Linked DNA regions of Homo sapiens: regions 1 and 2 are each linked to region 3. Evidence: chromatin loops called from intact Hi-C (ENCODE). Cell type or tissue: A673. All regions are shown on one strand.

What was found. Peaks named below come from ENCODE experiments on the same cell type or tissue, not always from the same donor. Only the 100,000 strongest peaks of a DNase experiment are listed, where the experiment ranks them.
Region 1: it touches region 3 in a loop (5-fold over the local background); 2 of 110 quality-filtered maps call a loop at or near these places.
Region 2: a loop joins it to region 3, with 11 times the contacts of the local background. A loop is called at or near these places in 10 of 110 quality-filtered maps.

Annotation. Positions count from the first base shown.
Region 1 is chr5:168,083,059-168,091,058 of GRCh38, reverse strand. TENM2 (teneurin transmembrane protein 2) reads right to left here. Exons shown (of 31, transcript NM_001395460.1): 10 at 290-485. Among named protein-coding and RNA genes, the nearest start is that of MIR12125, 79 kb to the left of the region's middle. In A673, a CTCF peak has its summit at 4,504; DNase peaks (open chromatin) are centred at 4,608 and 5,558; H3K27ac peaks cover 4,143 bases.
Region 2 is chr5:168,017,127-168,025,126 of GRCh38, reverse strand. All of the region lies in intron 7 of TENM2 (teneurin transmembrane protein 2), which reads right to left. Among named protein-coding and RNA genes, the nearest start is that of TENM2-AS3, 68 kb to the right of the region's middle. In A673, a CTCF peak has its summit at 4,021 (motif pointing right); no DNase peak of the experiment used is centred here; H3K27ac peaks cover 2,390 bases.
Region 3 is chr5:167,579,030-167,587,029 of GRCh38, reverse strand. The region is part of intron 4 of TENM2 (teneurin transmembrane protein 2); the gene reads right to left. Among named protein-coding and RNA genes, the nearest start is that of TENM2-AS4, 77 kb to the left of the region's middle. In A673, a CTCF peak has its summit at 4,579; DNase peaks (open chromatin) are centred at 3,869 and 4,529; H3K4me3 peaks cover 924 bases; H3K27ac peaks cover 4,420 bases.

The DNA.
Region 1 (8,000 bases), 500 kb before region 3:
TCAAAGTCAAGTGATTTGCTTAGGTAGTGTGGTCAGGACTCAACCCAGGCAGTCTGACCCAAACTCTTAACCTCAATTTCATCCTTGGTGAATTTTTCATGGTTTAAGCAGCATTTCCATTTAATCAGAGCTAGTTTCAGGTGGGTGACACTATAAGGCCTAAACAAAGGATCCTGGTTGGTTGTCATCTGTAGTAGAAACTACCTTAGAAGATGTGTCTTCTGCAGAGAAGCCCAGAACATTTCCATCTTCCCTTCATGGCGTACCATCTCAGAGACCCCACACCTACCTAGGACAACAGTATTGAAGGAAACCATCTCTTTGTCTTTTCCATCATTGTAGAAGGCCAGATGCCACAGGCCCACATCCAGGTACTGCACAAACACGGCTTCATTCTGAACCAAGGTCTGTATGCTCCGGCGTTCCCTGGGAGACTCAACCACACTCCACTTCTCCTTCCCGTCCAGACGTTCCATGAAGTCATACTGGGAAAAGGAGAGAGAGTACCATGCATGAGACAAGGTGTGGATGTGGTCCCATACCTGGTACCTTCCCCCCGAACCCATTTGTTAATGGAGAAAGACCTTTTTTGTAGCACATTTTGCTATGAACTTATCCAGGAAAACAAGAGCCGCAAAATGTGTAACAATAATAACAGTCATTATTTATTATGCTTTATAATTATTGCTACTATTAATACTTTTATTACTCTAGGCCACAATCTCTTGTCTGTTATCCTGAAATCCAAAGAGCTTTAACCCAAAGTTTTTTTCTTTTTGTTTGTATGTGTGCATCGTGTGTGTGTGTGTGTGTGTGTGTGTGTGTGTGTGTGTGTGTGTGGTGGGGGGAGTGGTATATGCTGTTGCTCCAGTCCCCCTCTGCATTATGTAATACAGAGGATATGCAAAGTATAACTTTTCCATAATCCTCCAAATTCTGAATTCCAAAATGTAATTGGTTTCCTGAGAGTTTCAGATAAGGAATTATGAACCCATGTTACCAGCTACCATTTTATTGATCATTTACTAGGAGAAATGGCACAGCAGAAGGGCTATGATGAGGGCTATGGAGCCTGAGAAAATCCTGAATGAGGTGCTTACTAGCTTCTCCTGTCTGTGCCTTGGTTTTCCCATTGGCAAACTGAAAATAAGAGTATCTATGTTATGGGGTTGTTGTGAGGATTCAGATAATATTTAGACAGTGCCTGGCACCCAGCAAACACAAAATACATGTTAGCCGTCATGATCGTTATTATCATTTTATTCAATTCTTGAAGAAACCCTGATTTGGTACCTATCTTGGTGTTATTTACATTCATATTTTACAGATAAGAAAGCTGAGGCTCAGAGAAGTCAAGCAACTTTTCTAAAGTCACACAGCTCCTAAGTGGCCAAGCAAAAATTTAGACATAGATTGGCTTGGTGTTTATGTTCATGCCCTTATAGTGCCTAGCCTTGGATAAACCAGCAATTAAAGTTTAACTTTGTTTCAGTGGAAACCAGGTTCAGAAATGGAAGTGATTAATGAGAGACAGAGTGGTCAACTAAGCCTACCAGGATAAGGGGATGGGGAGGTCAAACGGGACCCAAGAGAGGCCTGTTCTAAATAATAGATGAAATGCTGTAGCAGGCAAGTGGGAGCTATTGAAGACTCTTGAGCAGTGACTGATGTGATGAAAGGGATGTTTTAAGGAATTAGTTTGTAGGAAGGATATGAGATATTCTAAAGGGAGAAAAAATGAAAGTAGGAGGACCAATTAGGAAGTGATTGCAGAAACCCAGGGGTGAGGTGAAAAGGGTTTGATCAGGACAGTGAATGAGAAGCGGGGGACAACTTTGGAGGAACATTTCTAAGGAAGAGGTGACAGGGCTTGACCATGGGCTGGACAGAGATGATGAAGGAGAAGGCAAAGAGGACACCAGTGTTTCTTACTTGTTGACAAGAAAATCGATAAAACCCCAGTAGAACTGGACTAATCTTGTGAACTCTTGCAAAATCACTGCATAGAAAAGTCACTTGCATGCTGACTTCCAGAGAACATTCAAAGTGTAGGTTTTAGCCGATGAAAACCACCACTGTAGGATTAAGCAATCTCTCCACTTTCCCTTCCATAAAAAGGTTTTTATGGGTTACAGACATCAACTATAACCCCTTTTACGAACTTCACAGAATGAAACTCCAGGAATCTCCTAATGTGCCTTTCCCGTCGTCAGAATCGCTAGTTTTTCCACCTGAAATGTGATCACTGAAAACAAAAGACTCTATAATCTTAAACACAAAGGCTTTGCCATCAGACAAACCTGGGTTTGAATTCTGACTCTGTCACTTACTGTTCTTTGATGTTGGGCAAATCTACTTTTACCTTCTTCTTGGTTTTCATACCAGGGAATAATCACACCTAACATTCAGGGAGGTTATAAGGATGACATGAGATAATGCTTAGGGCAGGGCCAGGAAGATAACAACCATTTTATTAAGTACCTAGGGACTATGAGTCACCTACTTGCAAATCATAATGATTACGGACGAGCAGTGCGTGGTTCTAGTTTCACACGTGGGGCGCTGGTGACGGCCGCTGCTTAGAAGTTGAAATTTTCTCCATTTCTCAAGGAAATGAGTGTTTAGCTTCTCTCTACCCCATATCCCATTGGTCACAGCTGTCTTTGTGGGATAAAATAAATGATTTAAAGTGATATGACAAACTGATGCTGCTTTTGGAGACCTTTCTAATCAAAGCATTTGTTCCTTAGCAACCTCGAAAATGTCCAACTGCAAAGACCCATGTCTACAAATTGCTGTCAGCCAGAGGAATGGCTGTAACTTCCTTGGTGCCGAGGTGAGAAGGATCTACTTCATTTCGGGTCCAAGTAATCATCCCCATGAGGAAGAGTTTGGGGAAGGTGATTACTTGTGTGGGGCCATTGCTCATTACTAATTTGGGCATCAGTCATCTCTTGCCGAACCGCCTGACCAGCCAAGGGAAACAGAAATGGCTTAGGACTAGTGGCAGTGCTCACCGTCCAGCCCAGTAAATTACTCTAAGAAGAGGCATTTTTCAGGGGAAAGAGAAGACATCTATTTTGGCTGGCTCCTCAGAGTCCCCCTGCACAGAAGCACAGAGGGCAGTTTTCATTTAAGGAAGAATCGGCTAGCCAGGGGCTCTGGGAGAAGATCTTGACTCTGATATGATATGGTGTCTGATGTGTCTCAATCCTGTAGCCCTTTATTGTGCTTTATTATCTTCAAAGCACTTATTACCCCCTAAAATGATATAATTTATTTTTATGTGTGTTGTCTTTCTACTAAGAACATAAACTCCAGGAAGACAGGGGTTTCATCTGCAGGGTAGGGTGGTGAAGAGTAAGGACTTCAGAACTACTGCCCTTCTTCCTTCCCAGGTCAGGCCAAATGGTCCTCAAGATCATTTCTTTCTTTCTTTTTTTTTTTTTTGAGATGGAGTCTCGCTCTGTCACCCAGGCTGGAATGCAATGGCTTGATCTTGGCTCACTGAAACCTCCACCTCTCGGGTTCAAGCAATTCTCCAGCCTCAGCCTCCCGAGTAGCTGGGATTACAGGCACCTGCTACCACACCCGGGTAATTTTTTGTATCTTTAGCAGAGATGGGATTTCACTATGTTGGCCAGACTGGTCTCGAACTCCTGACCTCGTGATCCGCCCGCCTTGGCCTCCTGAAGTGCTGGAACTATAGGCGTGAGCCACCGTGCCCGGTCAAGATAATTTCTTATAGGACAACAGGACAGGATCACCCAGGAAAAGATGGTAGCATCTTCTGTTGGTCAAATTCCACTCTATTATGTGTAGGGTGTTTGTTTATCACAATTACCCAGGAGTGTCCCAGTTTATACCTCTTGTTCCTCCTTTCTATCTCAAAGTGCTCTAGAGTGCACATAGGGTCACTATGCATAGATTAACACGTGTCAAGCAGCATCACACAGCATCATTCACTGCTGCTATAACTTGGGCAAGGGCTAGAGGCTAGAAATGCAGGGAGGATAAACTGAGCCAGCCATGGAGACTGCCTTCCAGGATAGGGAGACTGGGGGCCAGTGAGAAGCTGGCTTGCAAGGAGGCCATCTGGTGTAGGGGAGCCTCTGCTCTCTAGGGTTCCTAAGCTGTAGCCTGGCCAGCTTGCTTGGCAGACTGGCTGACACTAGAAGGAGAGCATTTTCCAAAAGCTCAGGCCCTGGCCAGAGTTTCCTTTTCATCCCTCAACACTGGGAATTGATAACTCAGGCTTAGTATTGGGGACATCTGGCTCCTCTGTTCTAGGACCTCACTGTGATCAATTCGGGACATGGGGATGCTTTGGGAGACCAAACTGTGCCTCGTTGACTAAAGAGGTTACTCTGTAGTGGTCCTACCCATTAGGTCTGCAGAAGCTCTGGAAGGGGTTTAGGAGGCACATGACCAAATCCCAATAGAAGGATGTGTCTGTGCACCGGCTGGCTGCGGGAGGAAGTTTGCCTCCCAAAGCCGCTTGTGTCTCTTGCAGCCACCCAGAGGATGATAGCACAATAACCCAAAGTAAACACCACCTCTCCCCGCCCAGTTCTCTCCTTTTCCCTGGCCTCTGAAAAATAACCCACGTTGGCATGCAATGTGAAGGCTGTGCCTTTGAGTCATCAGTCATACCCCAAAGTGGCATGAAAATGCAACTTTTACGAGAGCTCGAGAGGCAAAGAAATAAACCATAGCAAATATTTGACTGATCCAATTATAAATCTCCCCACTTCTTGGCAGAGACTGAGGAGGAATGGTAATTAAGATAACTTAGTGGGTTTCCAGAGGAGCGGGAGGAGAGCAGCAGAGCCTAGACCGTGGAGCGGGGGCTGTTACTTTCCCAGAAGGGAAGGTGGCCACAGGCAGGGACCGGGCAGCCCAGAGATGCTTCTAGAAACCACATTGATACACACCTGCCAGAGAGGGCAAGGTTAAAGACAGACTCATTGCCCTTCGGGAAGATGTTATTACTGGGTCCAGGACCCCCCAAAAAGGGGGGATGACTTCATGCTATTTGGAACATTTTCTTGCTGAGGGTCAACACGAATGGGAAAAGCAATAAATGCTGACATTTCCCGGGGAAGCCTGCCACTCCCCTCACTCTGCACTGGCAGCATTGCTGGCCTCCTGACGATGTCTGATGTTGATTCTACCTCAGATGGCAGGGCACGCTCAGCAGTTGGTGGGATTGCAGGGAAGTGGCACATGTGAGCTAGGGCTGCTTGAAGCCACATGACCACAGGGTCTCTGGTCACATCCAGAGATGGTGGGAATGACTTAGCTGCAGTGGGTCGCTCACTCCTGGGGGCCTGTTCATTTCTTTCTGCCTCCAGCCAGGCCTGTGGCAAAGTGCGCCCAGCTGATTCCTCATTAAAGCTCAGCACAATTTCTTTGCTCTCCTTCAAAGGGGCTGAGTGCTCAGGGAAGGGGGAGGAATGACAGCTCCAGTGGGGGCTGGCTTCCCTGAGTGTGGCCTTGCCTGTCTTTTTCAGGACTCCCTGCTCAGTTCCTACTTACAGTATCTGAGTCACTTAACTAAATGCAATCGGCCCAGCTGCAGGCACCACTGCTCGGGCCACTATAAGAACCAGCCCCTGAGCTTCCGGACAGGAAACAGCATCTGCATTTCCAGACTGTAGCAGCTCATCATGCCAGGCTCCACAGGCAAGAATCAAGCAGATGGAAGCTACAGAGGAAACAAACAGGGTTCCCTGAAATCAGCAGCTGGGGAGAATTTATCTTACAAGGGTGGAATTCTTGATTCTTTCATTACATGTCCTCTTGCAGCAGCAGCAAAAGTAATAAAAAATAAGAGCCTATTTTTGCCTGGGCACTTGCTACATGCCAGGCATAATAGCAAATGCTGATGTGTGTTATCACATTTCATCCTCCCCAAAACCCTAGTCTCATCTCAGAAGAGAACAGTGGTTTCTAGAGAAGTTAAGGAATGGATCCAGTGCCATTGAGCTTGGTTGGTGGCCAAGCAAGGATTTGAAGTTGGATTTGCATGAGTTTTAACAATTTTGGGGGACACATCCATCTTTTCCAAGAACCTAGTTGTAGCTGCCAGCATATCTGGTGGCTGGCCTGGTTTGTTAAGGCCCCTCACAATGCCACTGAGCGGATAAGAAGGAGGAAGGAAGAACTTAGCAGTGCTAGGGTCAGACCTGGGCAGAGCAGGCTGGCCTGAGGACAGGGAGACATCACACTGGGGCAGAGAAAAAAGGGTGCCTGGAAAGGTCTGGATGGCTTTGCTGGGTGTTGGCTGTACTTGGTCTGTAAGTGGCTTTGGGAGCTGGCCCCTTCCCAATTCCCTAAACGCCACTCTACCTGTATGTTTTCCAGCCATACTGCTCTTCTCTCTGTTCCTGGAAGATGCCAAGCTCATCCCAGCCATAGGGCCTTTGCACCAGCCTTTCCCTCTGCCTGGCCTATTCTTTCTCCTGATCTCACAGCTGCTTGCTTCTTGTTAATCCTGCCTTTGCATAAATATCATGACCTAAGAGAGGGCTTCCCTGACTACCCAACTGAAATACCTCTATCAAAATGTAAATCAAAACCACAATGAGATACTATCTCACACAAGTCAAAATGTCTACCATTAAAAAGTCAAAAACAACATGCTGGCATGGCTGTGAAGAAAAGTGAACACTTACACACTGTTGATGGGAATGTGAATTAATTCAGCCACTGTGGAAAACAGTTTGGAAATTTCTCAAGTAACTTAAAACAGAACTACCATTCAACTCAGTAATCCTGTTACTGGATATATATCCAAAAGAAAACAAATCCTTCTACCAAAATGACACATGCACTCATATGTTCATTGCAGCACTATTCACAATAGTAAAGATGGGATCAACCTAGGTGCCTACCAAGAGTGGAAAAAGAAAATGTGGTACATATACACCACGGAATACTATGCAGTCATAAAGAATGAAATCATATTTTTTTCAGCAATATGGATGTAGCTGGAGGCCATCATTCTAAGGAAATAAATATAGGAACAGAAGACCAAACACTACATGTTCTCACTTATAAGTGGGAGCTAAGCATTGGGTATGCACGGAAATAAAGATGGAACAATAGACACTGGGGACTATTAGAGAGGGCGGAGAGGGAGGGGGCAAGGGTTAAAAAACTACTGGGATTTTTACTGTTGGTTAACCACTGGGTGCTAGGCTCACTACCTGAGAGATGGGGTCATTTGTAGACCAAACCTTAGCATCATGCAACATACCCAGGTAACAAACTTGCTCATGTACCTCTGAGTCTAAAAAAAAAGCTGAAATTATTTTTTTAAAAAACGTCTATTACTTCTTCTTGTTTCCAACCTCAGCAAAAACTCATGATTCTTTGAAAAAAAAACTTGCTACTGATTTACTAATTTAGAATTAATCTTCCCCCTTTTGGATATGAACTTTCTCCAACACTTAAGAGTGGGAGACTTGTCACTGGAGTTCCAAGATGGCCAAATAGGAAGAGCTCCAGTCTACAGCTCCCAGTGTGAGCATTGCAGAAGACGGGTGATTTCTGCATTTCCAACTGAGGTACCGGGTTCATCTCACTGGGGCTTGTCAGACAGTGGGTGCAGCCCACAGAGTGTACGCCAAAGCAGGGTGGGCATCACCTCATCTGGGAAGTGCAAGGGGTCAGGGAATTCCCTTTCCTAGCCAAGGGAAGCCATGACAGATGGTACCTGGAAAATCAGGACACTCCCACCCTAATACTGCGCTTTTCCAATGGTCTTAGCAAACGGCACACCAGGAGATTATATCCTGCACATGGCTCAGAGGGTCCCACACCAACGGATCCTCGGTTATTGCTGGCACAGCAGTCTGATATCCAACAGCAAGGTGGCAGCGAGGCTGGGGGAGGGGCATCCACCATTGCTGAGGCTTGAGCAGGTAAACAAAGTGGCCGGGAAGCTCGAACTGGGTGGAGCCCACTGCAGCTCAAGGAGGCCTTCCTGCCTCTGT
Region 2 (8,000 bases), 440 kb before region 3:
AAATTTACACTTTGAATGTAGGATTAATAAATTTCCATGTGTGTACTGCATTTTGAAACTTAAATCATAGAGAAGTTACTTTTGTATGCCAAGGGCCTTACGAATCTGAAATCAAATGACCTGATAAGCACCTGGATGCTGGAGTTTAGCACAGAGATAACACGGAGGAAGCCTGTTTTCCTAGAGTAACATCATCTTTGCATTTCATATAGCATTCTTTCAAAACCTAATCTCAGGTCATCTTGGAGAATTTAGGGACAAGAATATACTTTTTGCAGCTAAGGAATCATTCAGAACCAAGGACTCACAAATCCGCACGTAAAACCCTCTTCCAAACTGCTCTTTCCCAGCCTGGCGAGTGGGCCCTGGCAGTGGCCCTTTCTTACTGTCAGGGAACAATGTTATGGCTTGAGAGAGCTATGCATGATCACACTTACTGTAGCATCAACTATTTTTTTCTTAATTGTCCTGAGATCCTAGAAAGGAAACAAGCGTCTGTGCTGACAGAGGAGCTCAGCGTGAACTCTCATTTTTCACATGGAGCTAATTAAAAACTGAAATTAGTTAAATATGGAAATGACACTTGCAAGCACTTTAGTAGAATTCTGGCAAAATCCCTCTGGAGTGCTGTGACATTACCTGCTGCTTCGAAACTCCCCAACTGAATTTCACAGTTAAAAGGCTGAGCAAAGGGAAAGTTATTATTGAGATTTCGGATTCAGAACGTGTCTGTAAAACTCCAAATTAAATTTCATGGCTGGCCCTTGAGTGGCTGGCGATACGTAACACAGGCCAATGGAGTGGGCTGCTCACAATGTCCCTGCACGCAGGAGCTCCAATTACCCCTCTTTAGGTATGGTACTGTAGGTGGCATAGGTGCGACAATCGGAAGGCTAATGGATATATTTCTCCTGGAATCTGACTCAAGACAGTTCACATATGCACAAATTCCAACAAAGAAAAGTGCCTGAACTCATGCATGGGGTATGATGAGCCCAATTATTAAAATTGAGGTTGCTTAGGGGTAATAAGACATACTTCTTGAATTTGGAGTCTATCTGTATATGTCGGTCTATCTATTCATCTCTCTATCCATCTATAAATGCATATGTATGTTTATATATGTGTATAAATATCTCTCTCTATATATGTATACATCTTATATATACGTCACAGTTTTTATGCATGATTGTGACACACCATCACAAAGCAGAGAGATCAAACTGCTTGAGACTTAGAGGAAAGTGAGAATGGTCTTCTCTTAAAATCCCTAGCAGAATCGCCTTTCCACATAAACAATGATGAAGAGGGAGCTCCCAGGGCAGGTGGCAAGAGAGCACCCTCCGGGATGTCATGTCCCCCTTTCCAGGCAAATGCAGTAGTGTGTGCTCAAGGGCAAATTATGAGGTTTGCTTGCATCTGCATACAATTTAATTAAACCCACCTACGTGTCTGATGGCTCTGGATCTGTGGCAGAGTGTTTGGGACGTCCAGCTGCTCTCTAAACAACTGGAGTGTTGTGATTTTATTGTTTTTCCGACACCCCATCCATTTGCCCTTGAGGCATCCCCTCCCCCTGGACCCCGGCCATGACTGAGGCAGGCCCCGCATCCCCGCCTGGGCAGGCCAGTGAGAGGAGCCACTTAGTGCCAAAGCCAGCCCTGCTCTGCAAGTCAGCTGGCAGGCAGCCGTCGGCGGGCCAGGCTGCCAGAGAGAGAGTTCTCTGGCAGCTCAGGCGCTCATCTTCCCATCACACTCGGGCTTTGCTAGTCCGCGGCCTGGAAATCATCACGGCTTACCCAGCTGGATGGGGGGAATGCTGCAGCTGTACCATCAGGCTGGCTTATTTTTATTGAATTTTGAATATCCAATTTCAAAGCAATTCAAATGAATTTGCCCAAGGCCTCGCATCAGCGTGGCTGCCGACACTCTCTGCAGCAGGGTTTCGAAGTTCATATTTCTAAACAAAGGCAAGATTACAGAAGCTTTCCTTGTCAGAACCAGTGCCTCTAAAGAACCCTGTCTTCCAACTCTATTAGGCTGCATGCTGACAGTAGCAAAAGCTGTTGGGCTAATCCAAGTCCCTCCTGCCCGAGCTGTGGTGGCCAAGCAAACTTCTTCCATTGCTTAGAGAACGACAGGGGAGTGGGGTGTGGGGTGTTTAATAGCCTGGCACACGCACCCTTGCCTAGATAGCGCAGGCGAGATGGACATGGAACACTGCAGTGTGGCTTCGAGCGGGGCAGAATGGGCAGGCGTGAGAGACACGGCTGCCCCTGAGTCCCCAATCTCAGAGGGGTAAAAAAACCATTTGGACAATCAGGAACGATTCTAAAGTTGTTCTGTAACCACTGTTCTCTGCCTCCTCCCGTTAAGATGGGAAATAAAAAGAAACACTATACATGCTTTTGTATAACTAAGCTGAGTTTGGTACAATGCTCCATTTCATGGAGTGTTTCTACCGGTTTCCAAAAAATCTGCTTTCCTTCACCCCCACTATTTTATTCTAATCCTGCAACACTCATGCTTGGCAGGCACTTATTGTAAATGCACAAAGCAAAACTTAACCCGAGTGGTAGAAGGCTGAAGAGTTGTGGCGAAAAATGGGCCCCAGAGAAAAAGCCGGATGCAGCGCCTCATGGCCAAGGGTGGCTAGACAATGAAAACATAACCTGCTCTGATTTCTTTCAGTAGGATTTGGGAGACAGTTAGGGCTTGGCACTCGTTGAAAACTGTTTTTAAGAAGCCTTGGGACAAAACCAATTCAATAACTATTGATGTTCACAATCTGTCAACTTCTCCCCTAGGGGTTAAAAAAAGACCCTCAGAGCAGAGAGCAAATTGGGATGTGGAGACTCTCGGAGTGATACCAGAGAGAAAACTCCAGAGGAGCGGAGCTCCCGGCTGCTCTTCTCTGCGCTGCATCCCCAGCCCCCGGCACGGTGCCTGCTCATGCATGGTGCTTAATGAATATTTGGAATGAATGGATGAGTAAATGAATAAACAAAGGTCATCTTTATTTATACCACCAGGAGTACAATATTGATTTTAAAATGAGAAAGATTCCTAAAATGATCACTTAATTGTTATATCACACTAGACAATCTCTAGGTCTCAGTGTTCCCATCTGCAAAATGCAGTTGATGACAGTATCTTGTGATGTAGGATTGTTTAGACAATTAGATGAGAAGATGAACAGAAAGGGCCTGTTACCACTTAGGAGGGGGTAGATCTCACCCCTTCCCTTTCTTTTTTGAAATTGGATAGGTCACAACTCTGTTCCTAATCATTTCTGTTACTTTTGCAGCATTCAGTGGAATCTGCCTTTAAAATAGAAAAAAAAAAAAAAAAGATTTCAAATATGTAGGACAGTCTGTTTCTTAAAAAATCTTATGGTCCTTTGAAAATGATTGTTTGACCTGCTGAGTGCAGCCAGTGTTGGGGTCTCTTATGAAACTTGAGTGTGCACTGTAACAGGGGGAGCCATGGTTTTTCTTGAGTGTGAGTTCTGTAGATTCAGATACAGAGTAAAGACATGAAAACCAAAACGTGGAATAAATATTCAGATACAGAGTAAAGATATGAAAAACAAAACGTGGATACCAGGATAAAGCAAAAACTCCAAACACGCAAGGAAAGGAAGGCTGTGGGTTTCAAGAACCCAGTGACTTGAGGAACCTCGGGGAGCTGGGTGGATGCCTCGAGAAACCAGAGGTAAGAACAGCCACCATGGGTCACTCCACTTTGGTGTGCAACCCAATCAGTTTTAAATCATTTGCTCCTTTAAGCAAATACTGCTGCTGGTTAGTTATCCAGTACATGTTTTTAATTACAAGCTGAAAAAGTCATTCTGTAGCCCTGAAACCAGTGCCCTCATGCCTAAGAAGTGCTTTTTAATATTTATACATCTAAAGAGGGTTTGCCCTTCCAGACATAGAAAATCATTAGGAAGCATTCTCAGGAGGATATAACTTTGGTCAAGGTCATGCACAAATCTAAACTTCAAATTTAAGCCAAGGCTTACCAGTAGGTGCCACTTTTGTGCCACAAACGATTCCTAGCCTGCTCCTGACTTTCTAGGTTATCAATTTTTAAATAGAGGAAAGGAACAAAAATATGCTTGTGAGACAATTCTGAGCATATAAAAGTTGAAGAAACTTTTCTTTTTTTTCCTCGTTCCTTGGCACATCTATTTAATAGAGCTTTTTTGATTTCACTTTTTTCTTCCAGCACAGCAGATGAACGGGTGAACCAAGGAAACTGCACTCAAAGAAATGTCTTGTAACGGCTCTAACTTTGGTTTGGCATGTCACCTTTCTAACGATATCAGGCAGAGGAAATATTCCGTCAAAGCTGTGAGTGTGGAAGGAAACAGCCTGGAAGGGGTCCAAAGACACACTGTATCTTAGCAACTTTGGAGGTTCAGAAAAGCCAACATATCAGTTTGGGAAGCCGGCGGGTGGAGGTTCCACCCTACCCAACCACGAATCACTGAAAGACACTCCCCAAGGTGAAGACGCAACCGTCTTCAAGATCTGCCACCTAAGCTGCTGAAAAATCAAATGGCTCTCAGTGAGCAGGGAATGATACTCTCATGAAAACAAGATAAAATGACGACGTCAAAAACCCAAAACAGGAAACAATCATAACCAGGTGAAGTCAAACACAGAATGACTGAAAAATGCCTTGCAGGAGCATGTTGGGCCAATTAAAAATGTTAAACAAGCACAAAATTAACTTCCACAAGAAGCAAAGGACAGCAGGAATGTGGGTACTGTCTATTCCAAGACCTTCGCTTGAGGTCTAAGGGTCTGGGTTTTGGAGAATCCTTCTTTCTTATCTCTGGAGAATGGGCGAACTCTAAATATCCACTAAAGAAGTCTCGGGTGTCACCTTGTAGCCCCTAACCTTGTCTTTTGTAGCAAAGTGGCAAGTATATATTTGGGTCGGGGGAGGTCTAAATGAACTTGACTGATATTGACCTACATCCTCGACATTCTCTTCCCAATTTGATGCTGATTGTAAATCCTAACAATCTAAACCCTGGCCCCTCTAAGCACAATTCTGAAGCCCAGTGTGGATCCTAACCCTCAGAGAACATGGTATATAATTGCCATATAGGTAGAAATCCATTCCCTGCTCTAAAGCCCAACTAAGGTTATCTGTAGTTCCACTGTTCCTTGCTCTTAGGCAATTAAGTCATCACATAGGTGAAACATGTCATTTCAATGGAAGAGAAGAAGTGGGTGCTTTTAAAGCCTTTTCTTTCCTCTAAGGACTTATTGTCCTTAAAACATCATTCAGTGGCAATTAAAAATAGGAAAGTTTATTAAACCCAATTCTGCTGTCTTCTAATTTTTTCATTACATGCATGAAAATAACTTAGGAAGTGCATCTTTTGTCCCAGAAACTCCAGCATCATCTAGCCCAGCTGACATCCACTGAAATTGCAGCTGATTATTCATTGTACATTATAGGAACAGGAAACTTTCTTTTACCCTCTACCCCTTTTTCCCAGGGGCTGGCTCCAGGTTACTCTGTCCAGTATCGAGCAAAAGGCTGATCAATGGACTGAATTATGCCTGATGTCTCCTTTCCCCTCCCACCAGATTCAGTCAATGATCAAACCAGGACATTCAACCTCTATGATGTCTCCCTCATGTCTCCTCTCCTCTCTGCCTGCCCTGCCATTGTTCTTGTTTTATTCACAGTCTCCTCTTTCTGGGCTTTGGAATGGCCTCCTTGGCTCTCATCTAGTTTTCACCCCATCACTTCATTCTGCATGGGGCTGCCAGACGGCTCCATGCCCTCTTCCACTCAGAATTGTTGGCGGGTTTTGAGTCACTTAAGAATCAAATCCAAATACACATTCTTATGGCATGAAAGGCTTGTTGTCATGCTGTCCTTCTCCCCAATACCTTTTCCATCAATACCCTAGATCCTTGTATACTTTTTGCTCCAGTGTTAATGATACGTGGCATTCTACTCACCATGATTTCCCAGGCTTTAATCACTGCACTTGGTGTTCTTATTCCTGAAAGGTATTTCTCCCCTCTTTCCCTTCTGCCAAAATCCTATGCACCCTTCTAGCTACATATCAAATGCCATCTCCCCTCTAAAGTACTCTCTGATACCAACAGACAGACGACTCCTTTTCTTCTCCCCGTGCTCACTTCCATGCTAGCACAGGCGTGGTCTCCTTGGTCTTGTGTTATAAGTGATAGTGTGCACATCTATTTTCTCTGTGTGTGATGGAGATCTCCTCGGGGACAGGGACCTCAGTCACCCATTTCTGCATCACTAAGGTCTTAGAGAGAAGGAAGTTTTTAGTGAATGCTTGCTGAATTAATGAATAAAGGACAAAGTCTGTCCTTAGGAGGCACCCCAGAATCAACCCAAGTATAAGAATGTGTCTTAAAATTAAAATATTGATGTAGGGAATCTCTCACCTAAAAAGTCATCAGTTTCCAGGCTAGCTCTATTTTCTGAATTCATTTACCCTCTCCTCTCTCCTCCCTCCTATCCTATTCCTTCCTGGGACTTCCTGGGCAGGAGTCTGAATAAAACTGTCCCCCTCCACCCCAGGTGGTCGACAAGTCAATATCTGCAGTTACTCCAGCTCAAAATTGTCATCAACAAAAGAGACCCAAGAAGAGAGTGAAATGCAATCCTTTTCTCCCCCTAAAGCTCATTTCCCTGGAAATACTTATTTCCTTATGAAAAAAAAAGAAAGAGGAAAAAAAAAAAAGAGCTCACAACACCATGTTAAAGCAAATGCTTAGAAAATATTTTTGAAACATTTGGAAGTAATTTCTATTCACAAATTATCTCCATTCACAAAATGAAAAGGCAAATTATGTAAGCTGGATAAATTCAGAGAGAGAAAAAAATCAGACTTAATGTGGAGAGGAGAAGAGGAATAGGGAGAAAGGGAAAGAGAGAAAGATTAGTGATTCTTGCATTGCTATAGTAAGGAGAATTTTTAAAACAATTAACACGTATGAACCTATGAACCCCACAACCAACTCCGAGATGCTGGTAGGCAGTTAATTTCTCCATTTTGCCAGAAGATAAAGTTTAAGCTTAAACAAAGACAGCTCTTCTGTTGCCCAACAGTGGAAGTGCAGAGGCCGGAAAGTACGAGGTGTAGAAGAGGGAGCTATGAGAAAGAGCAGATGGGAAGATGGGGACGGAACAGAAGAAAGCTATTATGTCAAGAAGAAAGTGACGGGAGAAGGGGGGCCTGAAGAGTCAAATGACATCAACGATGAAGGGCAAAAATGGCATAAAGATCGATGAAGTCAGTCTCTATTTTGTACTCCTGACATATGAAACCTCTTTCTCAAATAGCCACAACTGAAAAAACAGTTGGGATAATTATTGAGCCAATGAAGCCCCTTTATTCTCAGGAAGGTGACCCACATTGACCAAGAGATGCCAATCCTAGGCTAAGTGCAAGAAAATGGGCCTTGAGCATCCCAACGGGGCAGCCTGCTTTCCTTGTAATACTTCTTTCTTTCCCCAGTACAAATTAAATAGCCACAGATGTTATTCAAAGGTGATCTGCTAGCCACACACTGTAAGAGACTGACCAGCCACACCCAGAGTGGGGAAAGTTCACCACACAAACAGTGCCAAATAAAGTGAGCAAAGGACATTTGTGGAACTCAGGTCACTTCTCAATGGTCTGTCACGAAGAGCTCCATGCAAACGAGTTGGCCAATCTAAAAATAATAGCCATTGTCTTATTACATGTCACAACACTTTATAATTTTCCTCTTGTTTATTCTTAATAACTCTGCAAAGGTGAACATTATTATCCTCATGCTGCTGCTCTAAAATGATAATCTGAAACTTAGGGAGGTTTAAGTGATATCCAAATTCAAACCTGGGTCTGAACAGATCTGAAGCCCACATGCTTTCTACCCCTGTCCCCTGCTTCTAACATCAATCATCAATTGTCTCTACTTCCTTTTACTTTGGTGAAATGATGAGTGGTC
Region 3 (8,000 bases):
CATTAGGGTAAAGGCAATCCATATTTTACACTGTAATAAGCTCAGACTGAAGATGCTGCACCCCCTCAGAGCCCAACAATTACTAATTAACATTAACAAACTTACATGCACTTTCCAAATTGAAAAATAAACCCAAGTTAAAAGTCAAAGGTCTATTTTTTCAACAACTTAGATATTTTTGTGAATAAAAATCATCTAACTAAATTGAAGAAAAATTCTTTCTTTACTCTGGTATTGATTATTACTCATTCCAGAACGCTTTGGAAATGAGGGATACTGTGATTGTTATAAGGTGGTTATAATTCTCTACTAATAGAATACATTTGCTCATTGGCAAGTACGTTCCATTTTTTAAATTACCTCTTTCCCTAAAATATTTTCTTATTCAAGAATAAATATAATAAACTATCCTGGGTATTATGAGTTTGCACATAAGACATAGGAGTGGATTCAACAGGACACCCTGGAGAAGGAAAGGGAGAGTGAGACAGAAATGAACAGTCTGCTACCATCCTCAGGGAACCAAAGATTAAAGGAAGGAGGATATGTCCCAAATTAAAAGAGAAATTACAGTTATACATTGAAATCATTTAACATGCATATTGTCAGAGGAACAGTTAACTGACCAGCCTTTCATGTTTATTACTACAGTAGTCCCTCCGTATCTGTGGGGCTTGGTTCCAGGACCCCCATAGATGCCAAAATCCACAGATGCTCAAGTCCCTCAAATAAACTGGTGCAGTATTTGCGTATAACCTACATACTTCCTCCCATATACTTTAAATCATCTCTAGATTACTTGTAATACCTAATATAATGTAAATGCTATGTAAATAGTTGTTATATCACCTGTTTTTTTATTTGTATTATTTTTATTATCGTACTCTTACTTTGTATTTTTTTGTTTTGTTTTGTTTGAGACAGTCTCGCTCTGTCACCCAGGCTGGAGTGTAGTGGTGCTCACTGCAACCTTGACCTTCTGGGCTCAAGCAATCTTGTGACCTCAGCCTCCCGAGTACTGGGACTACAGGTGTATGTCACCATGCCCAGCTTATTTCTTTATTTTTTGTAGAGATGCGGTTTCGCCATGTTGCCCAGGCTGGTCTCAAACCCCTAAACTCAAGTGATCCACCCGCCTTGGCCTCCCAAAATGCTGGAATTACAGGGTGAGCCACCGTGCCTGGCCTGCTTTTTTATTATTCTTATTTTCAGTATTGTCAATCTATGGTTGGTTGAATCCATAAAGGTAGAACTCAAAGATACAAAGGGCTGACTATAATTAAAATAAAAATTTTATTATTTGATTAACATTTTTATTCTATTATTATATAAATAACTTCTAGCATGACTCTAAGGTTGTTTATGTCTTTGTGTAACATAGAAATACAATGTTTTTAGGAAAATATCTTGATTGATAAGTTCTTAGAATTTCACCAGAGGTGTGGAAAAGAAGCAGAGAAATTTGGGAGTACAATATCCTCACATAAAGTGACATGGTCCCATAGGCCTAATTAAAAATAAATCAATATATATTTATTCTGCATCATCATTTCTGACTCTCCAGTTCCTAGCAAAATGCCTGATATTCAACAGACAATCTGTATTCATGATCACAATGCTCAGAGTCCATGGTCTATTTAAACAGTTCTGATATCCAAGGTTCAAAATCTTGTAAACATCACTAGAGTGGAGAGAGGTAGTCACCACTTTTAGACTACCCTCCAAACAAGTGTACTTTTCATCATAAATTACATGATCAGAGACTAAGAAGAAAACATCTAAAGAGTGTACATCTTCCTCCAACTAAAATAACGATTCTATTCTGGGGATTAAGGATCCGGATCTACTTCAGGGTGGAAAATAGAGAGAGAAGAAGGATGATGCCCTAGGACACTTTGAATCTGCCCTAGACTAAGACTTGGGAACAAACACAGAGGTTAATGATTTGTGGTCTTTTGGAGGTGGATATCTTCTTTTAATCCATACATTGTGAGTATTTATATATTTGCACATTCATTCAAGAGTTATTGATGAAATTAACATTATGCTGCCAGATATTTTTCTAAGCATCAGTGATACAGCAGCAGATAAGCTAGACACACATGGCTCCTGTCCTCACTGAGTTTAAAAGCTTAGGTGTAGCCCCAAATCTACTAAAAATATAAAAATTAGCCGGGCGTGGTGGCGGGCGCCTGTAGTCCCAGCTACTTGGGAGGCTGAGACAGGAGAATGGCGTGAACCCAGGAGGCAGAGCTTGCAGTGAGCCGAGATTGTGCCACTGCACTCCAGCCTGGGCGACAGAGCGAGACTCCGTCTGAAAAAAAAAAAAAAGAAAAGTAAAGAAAGCTTAGGTGTGAGGCGGGAGAATACGGTCTGGAGGGGTAGGGAATCTAAGGCCGATTGATGCTGACTTCCTAGAACTGAATGAAAAGGAAAACCCCACCTCTTCATGCCCAGATAACAAAAGGATCAGCCTCAGCCGGCTTCTCCCTTTGCAACTCCCCTTTCCATGCCTCACAGATGAAAAATGGAAAATGCTTCTGACTGGTTACCTCCCCCAACCAATCAGACTGGTCATGGGCCAAGTCTTCATTTGCAGAGAGTGTAACTTTGTAACTTCACTTCAGCATCTGACTGGTCACCTCCTCCAACCAATCAGACTGGTTGTTGGCCAAGTCTTCATTTACATAGGATGTAACCAAGTAACCAATGGGAAACCTCTAGAGAGTATTTAGATCCCAGAAAATTCTGGAACCAGTGCTCTTGAGCCACTTGCTTGAGCCTGCTCCCACTCTATGGAGTGCACTTTTGTCTCAATAAATCTATGCTTTCATTGCTTCATTCTTTCACTGCTTTGTTTGTGCATTTTATCCAATTATTTGTTTAAAACGCCAAGAACATGAATGACTTGTAGTCAGGACCCTCCGCCAGTAACAGGTGGACTATGAACAATTAAACCAGCAGTTATATATAGTGAGGACACTGTTACAATAAGGTGAGTGCATTGTTACAGTATCACAGAGTGGGAGCTCCTAATTTAAACTTAAGGAGGAGTAGTCGAGAAAAACTTCTTGGAGGAGGTGACATTTAATGTTCGGCCTAAAGATGAATAGTATTTAGCCAGGGACAAACTGGAGTGTTAAAGCAGACAAAAAAGATGAGCATCTGCAAAGCCACAGTTAGGAAAGCAGGAAAGACTGGAAGGAATCCTGGAGAGATGGAATGGAAAATGTAGAAGATTGGGAGAGCAGAGGTAGAGGCTCAGAGGCAGGGGAGATGCTGTATGGGGAGCATCCAGTTAACACTGTGAACCCCTTGAGGACAGGAAACACAGCATATCTTCTTGATTTAATAATTGCTAGATTATGCGTTGTAAGTGCTCCATTAATTTTTATGGAATATCTACTGGGAATCTTGTGGTACTATAAACCTAAAGTTCTTCTAAATTCTCCATATGGTTATTCTCTAAAAATGTTCAGTAGGTTTTTTGTTTTGTTTTGTTTTAAGATAGGTTTGGGGTGTGTGTGTGTGTGTGTGTGTGTGTGTGTGTGTGTGTACATATACTCATAATGCCTTTTCACAGCTCCACAGGCCCCTATCACCTCCTATTGTTTTATTTCTGACTATTCACCTTTAGGCACTTCTGCTGCAATACATGGTTTAGGATTTATCCTGGAGGAAACTGAACTAAGAATGCAATCCACGCTAGTGTAAGTAAACAAATATGGGAATAGCTTATTGATAGATTAGTTCCAAGTGTGAGCGATATTAATGTGTGCAAGGCATATTAAGTTCTAAGCCAAGGCATGCGATCTCCACTTAAAAGATAATCATTTATCCCCGAATTCGAATGAAATCTGAATCCCTGCTGTGCTGTTTTTTCTTGCATAAAATGGTGTGTAAGAGTCACGGACAACTCCACTATCAAATAGTTCATGGCTACATTATGTCATTTCCTACACTTTTTGTGCATGAATGTTCCAGAGAAAAACTTGGCAAACATGCTCAACTGTGCAGCAAGTGCTGGACTGTCAACAATTTTAGCTTAATATATAAAATAAATCACAATTTTCTAATACATTTTCCAACATCAGGGACACTTAGTTCATAAGAACAAATAAAATTACAACGTATAAATCATGAAATGATTCATTTCTAAGAGTCAAGGGGACTGAATTGGCAGCTAAAAGAGAAATAGTGTTTTGGATGTAATAGTCAAGTGTTTAAAAACAAATTACCTTTTTGTTCTGGTAACATTTAAAAAAAAATCCTCAAAAAAGCTTCTGGAGAATCACAGCCTGTTATAATAAACTATAATAAAGTAATTACAGCTTGGTTTCTGTAAAGGTTCGTGCCATGTAAATGTTCATTTATCTGAAATTTGCTTAAAACAAATAGATTAGATTCATTTCAGGAACAAGAATGACATGACTTTTTTGTTAACACTGATTAATGATTTCAGTTCCTAATGTCATTAGTCGACTATCATCATTTCACCATTTGAAAAATGGTCTCCAGGATCTCTGGGTCTCATCTAGACATGAATTTTTGCCCATTTCTTATATTCTACTGACCTCTAGAGACTATATGTGTGTGTATATAAATCACATAGGATAGGTGATTATAAACACATAAAACATATACATCATAAATGCCATATAGATCAAGAATAAAATGATTTTTGTCACATAAGCCTATTTCATTTAAAAACATATGCTCAATTACATATCTTTTCAAACAAAACATTATTTGTGCATGTTTAATACTAAGCAGGTTGACAACACTTTCCCTCACATTCTTTGCTTGATTGAATGCTGTATAGAACTCAGAGAAGAGTGAAAATCAGACAAACTAATCCTATCTTTGGTCTGTGGCCTGCATCAACAGTAAGTGGTAACAGAGAATTCAGAAACCCTAGCCTGGTTTTTCCATAAAGCCAGATTTATGTTTAGTTGGGACAAGATTATATTATATGAGAATCTTCTTCCCCAAATCATACCTGCCTATATTTATTTTCCAACTCTCCTCCTGATGAGGCAAGACATGTAAAATGTAGAGATACCTAGTGTGGGCTCCAATGGCTTTGTAACGCTTGATTTTTTTTTTTTCTCTCTCAATGTTTTTGATTACTAAATATATCTACAACTGAAAATTCAACATGAAAATAATATCTAATTTCAGATTAGATCATAAACTCCTTAAGAATTGTGTCTTTTTCATTTTGGCATCCTTGGTACATAGCACACTGTGCGTCAGATTGTGGGAAATTAATAATGTCAGCTGGAAAAACCACAATATTTTATCGGGAATGTACTCATACTGTATCTTATTAGGAATTCACCCCTTTATTCTCTCTGTCTCTCTCACTCTGGAAATAGATATAGATAAAGATATATGCACATACATATATTCTCTATAATACATGTGTGTACATACATGTATGTATATAAATGTAACACAAATACGAATACTAAGAGGAATCCTCTACATACAGAACATGTGACTAGATTTGTCAATGATTTTTCTAACAGTTGTTTTACATTTTCAGTTTATGTACTATATTACTGCTTAAATTCTCATTTAAAATATGGGTTGAAAACTATTGTTCATTATACTACATCATCGACTGCACCTGAACATTTAACAACTTCAAGTATGTTTCTTTCTAACAGACTCAGTTTTAATCTAGTGATAAAAGGATATTTTTTAAAGTACCACTGAGGCAACACCACTTTTTGCCTTTTAGCATATTTTGTCAATTATATTATATAGCATATGTTTTATTGCTTATATTATGTTATACATTTAGAAACAGAAACAGCTTGTGAATTTGTATTAAGCACCTCAAACTGCTACCGATTATTAATAAGTATGTTTGTCAAATAGAGATGACAGAAGAGTACACTATTTGATGAGAGACATTGGTACAAAGTGCCAGATATAACCACAGGATTATGAAAGTGTCCAAGCCACAACTGATGTACGTGAATATGAGAGGAAATCAAGGTTTTCTTTTTTGGTTCCCGTTTTTTTGATTTTTTGAGACAAGGTTTCGCTCTGTTTCCCAGGCTGGAGTGCAGCGGCACGATCTCCGCTCACTACAACGTCCGCCTCCTGGGTTCAAGCAATTCTGGTGCCTCAGCCTCCTGAGTACCTGGTATTACAAGCTTGCGCCACCACGCCCGGCTAATTTTTGTATTTGTTGTAGAGATGAGATTTCACCATGTTGGCCAGGCTGGTCTCAATTCCTGGCCTCAAGCAATCCGCCCACCTCGGCCTCCCGAAGTGCTGGGATTATAGGCATGAGCCACTGAGCCCAGCCTCAAGTTTTGATTCTGTAGTAATATTCAGTAGACAGAAATCTGCTCCCTGTTCTGCAGACTTGGAAGGTGGTCTGGTGACTCCTGTCCTATTCTGCAGTAACAGCGTTTCTGGCAAGGCCAGCTCCACTTCCTATTCTTTCACCATTTCAGCCTCCTTGTGGTATCTAAGAGGCTTTCAGTGTGTGGGTCAAATCCTAAAAATAAATAACTTATCAAGGACTGATTGGCACCCAGTTAATGACTAAAATGAGAATGGTGGAGAATAACTAACTGGGGTTTGGGTAGGAAACCCATATATGCTGTTCTCAACAGCATATATGCAGCTACAGTAAACATCATTTGTAAATAGAAAGATGTCCCCCCAAATTTAAATTTATCCAGTCGACTTTAGTGAATAGTTACAAAAACCAGATTTTTCTACATAATTCCCTCTTCTGAATGATAATTCGCTAGTTCGGATTTTCCTGCTCAAATTTGCCCTTGCATAGCATTAGCAGAGGTGCCAATGATTAGAGAAATGTTTCACGTCAGGTAGTTAGGAAAAAGACAGGGGAGTCAAGGAAGAAATCTGGATAATCCCCATGCTGGAAATTCAAACCCTGGATAATCAGGACCGTACTCTATAGGCAATTATGATTCTGTCCAGTTAAGAGAAATTTGTAATCCATTCAGTTTCAAGCCTATAAAGGCACATTTCTCAAAAACTTGTATTTTGGCCTCCGATGGCTTAAAAAGTTCTCCTTACTAGATTGTCTCCAATTACAGAAATCCTTCCCAAGTACAAGGCTGCAGAAGTATATTAAACCTGCAGGATATCATGTAGCTGGCTGTTTTACAAAGCTTTACAGCACACGCGATCGTGATGCATGATGTAATATGACTGAAGAAACTCACCACAATCTAATGCTATTTATTCAGGTCACAAGTGTTGTCTTATATATGGGGGCAGAGAGGTAAACTGTCTTTGACCATCAGGCTCGGAATAGGAAGAAAAGGGAGGTACAGAGAAATTTATACTAACTTTAAGAATTCTCCACACTCACACACACAAAAATTAGAGCTACTGTGGATTTCAGTAAATCTCTGGCTTGCCCAGCAATAGTAAAGGAACTGCAGTGACCACAGATCTGTGAGTCAGGACAACGCTTGGCTACGACTGTCGAACCGTCAGAAGAACTGAAGTCAATGATGAGAAGGTAGCTCTGGTGCAAGCTGCAACTTTGGAACTGCATCAAAATGTGGTTGGTGCCTAACAAATAACAGACAATAATGATATGATTGTAAATTCCTATTATACTAAGACACATATCTCCAGTGAATATAAAAATGTGTATGTTATGGATTTGTGAGTGCTGATTTTTGCAGGGCTTTTAGAACCCTCTGCAAACACACAGTGGCAAAACAGTCAAATGAGGCAGGCTGGAGGAAACAGAAAAGAAAATCCAGCTACATTCAAGGTACGAGACAATAATTTCTAAGCCTTTGGGATCTATTTTTTTCCTTCCATTGTAATGCAGTCAAGTGCATGAGTGATGCCTTTTGTGTTTGATAATGTCAAGTGTGAATGTCATGGGCAGCACCCCATCTCTGATAGTATTAAAATGGTGGGAAGATGGAAAGCTTGGAAAAGTAAATGGAACAAATTAAATTAAAGTGGTTGGAGGACAAGGAAAGTCA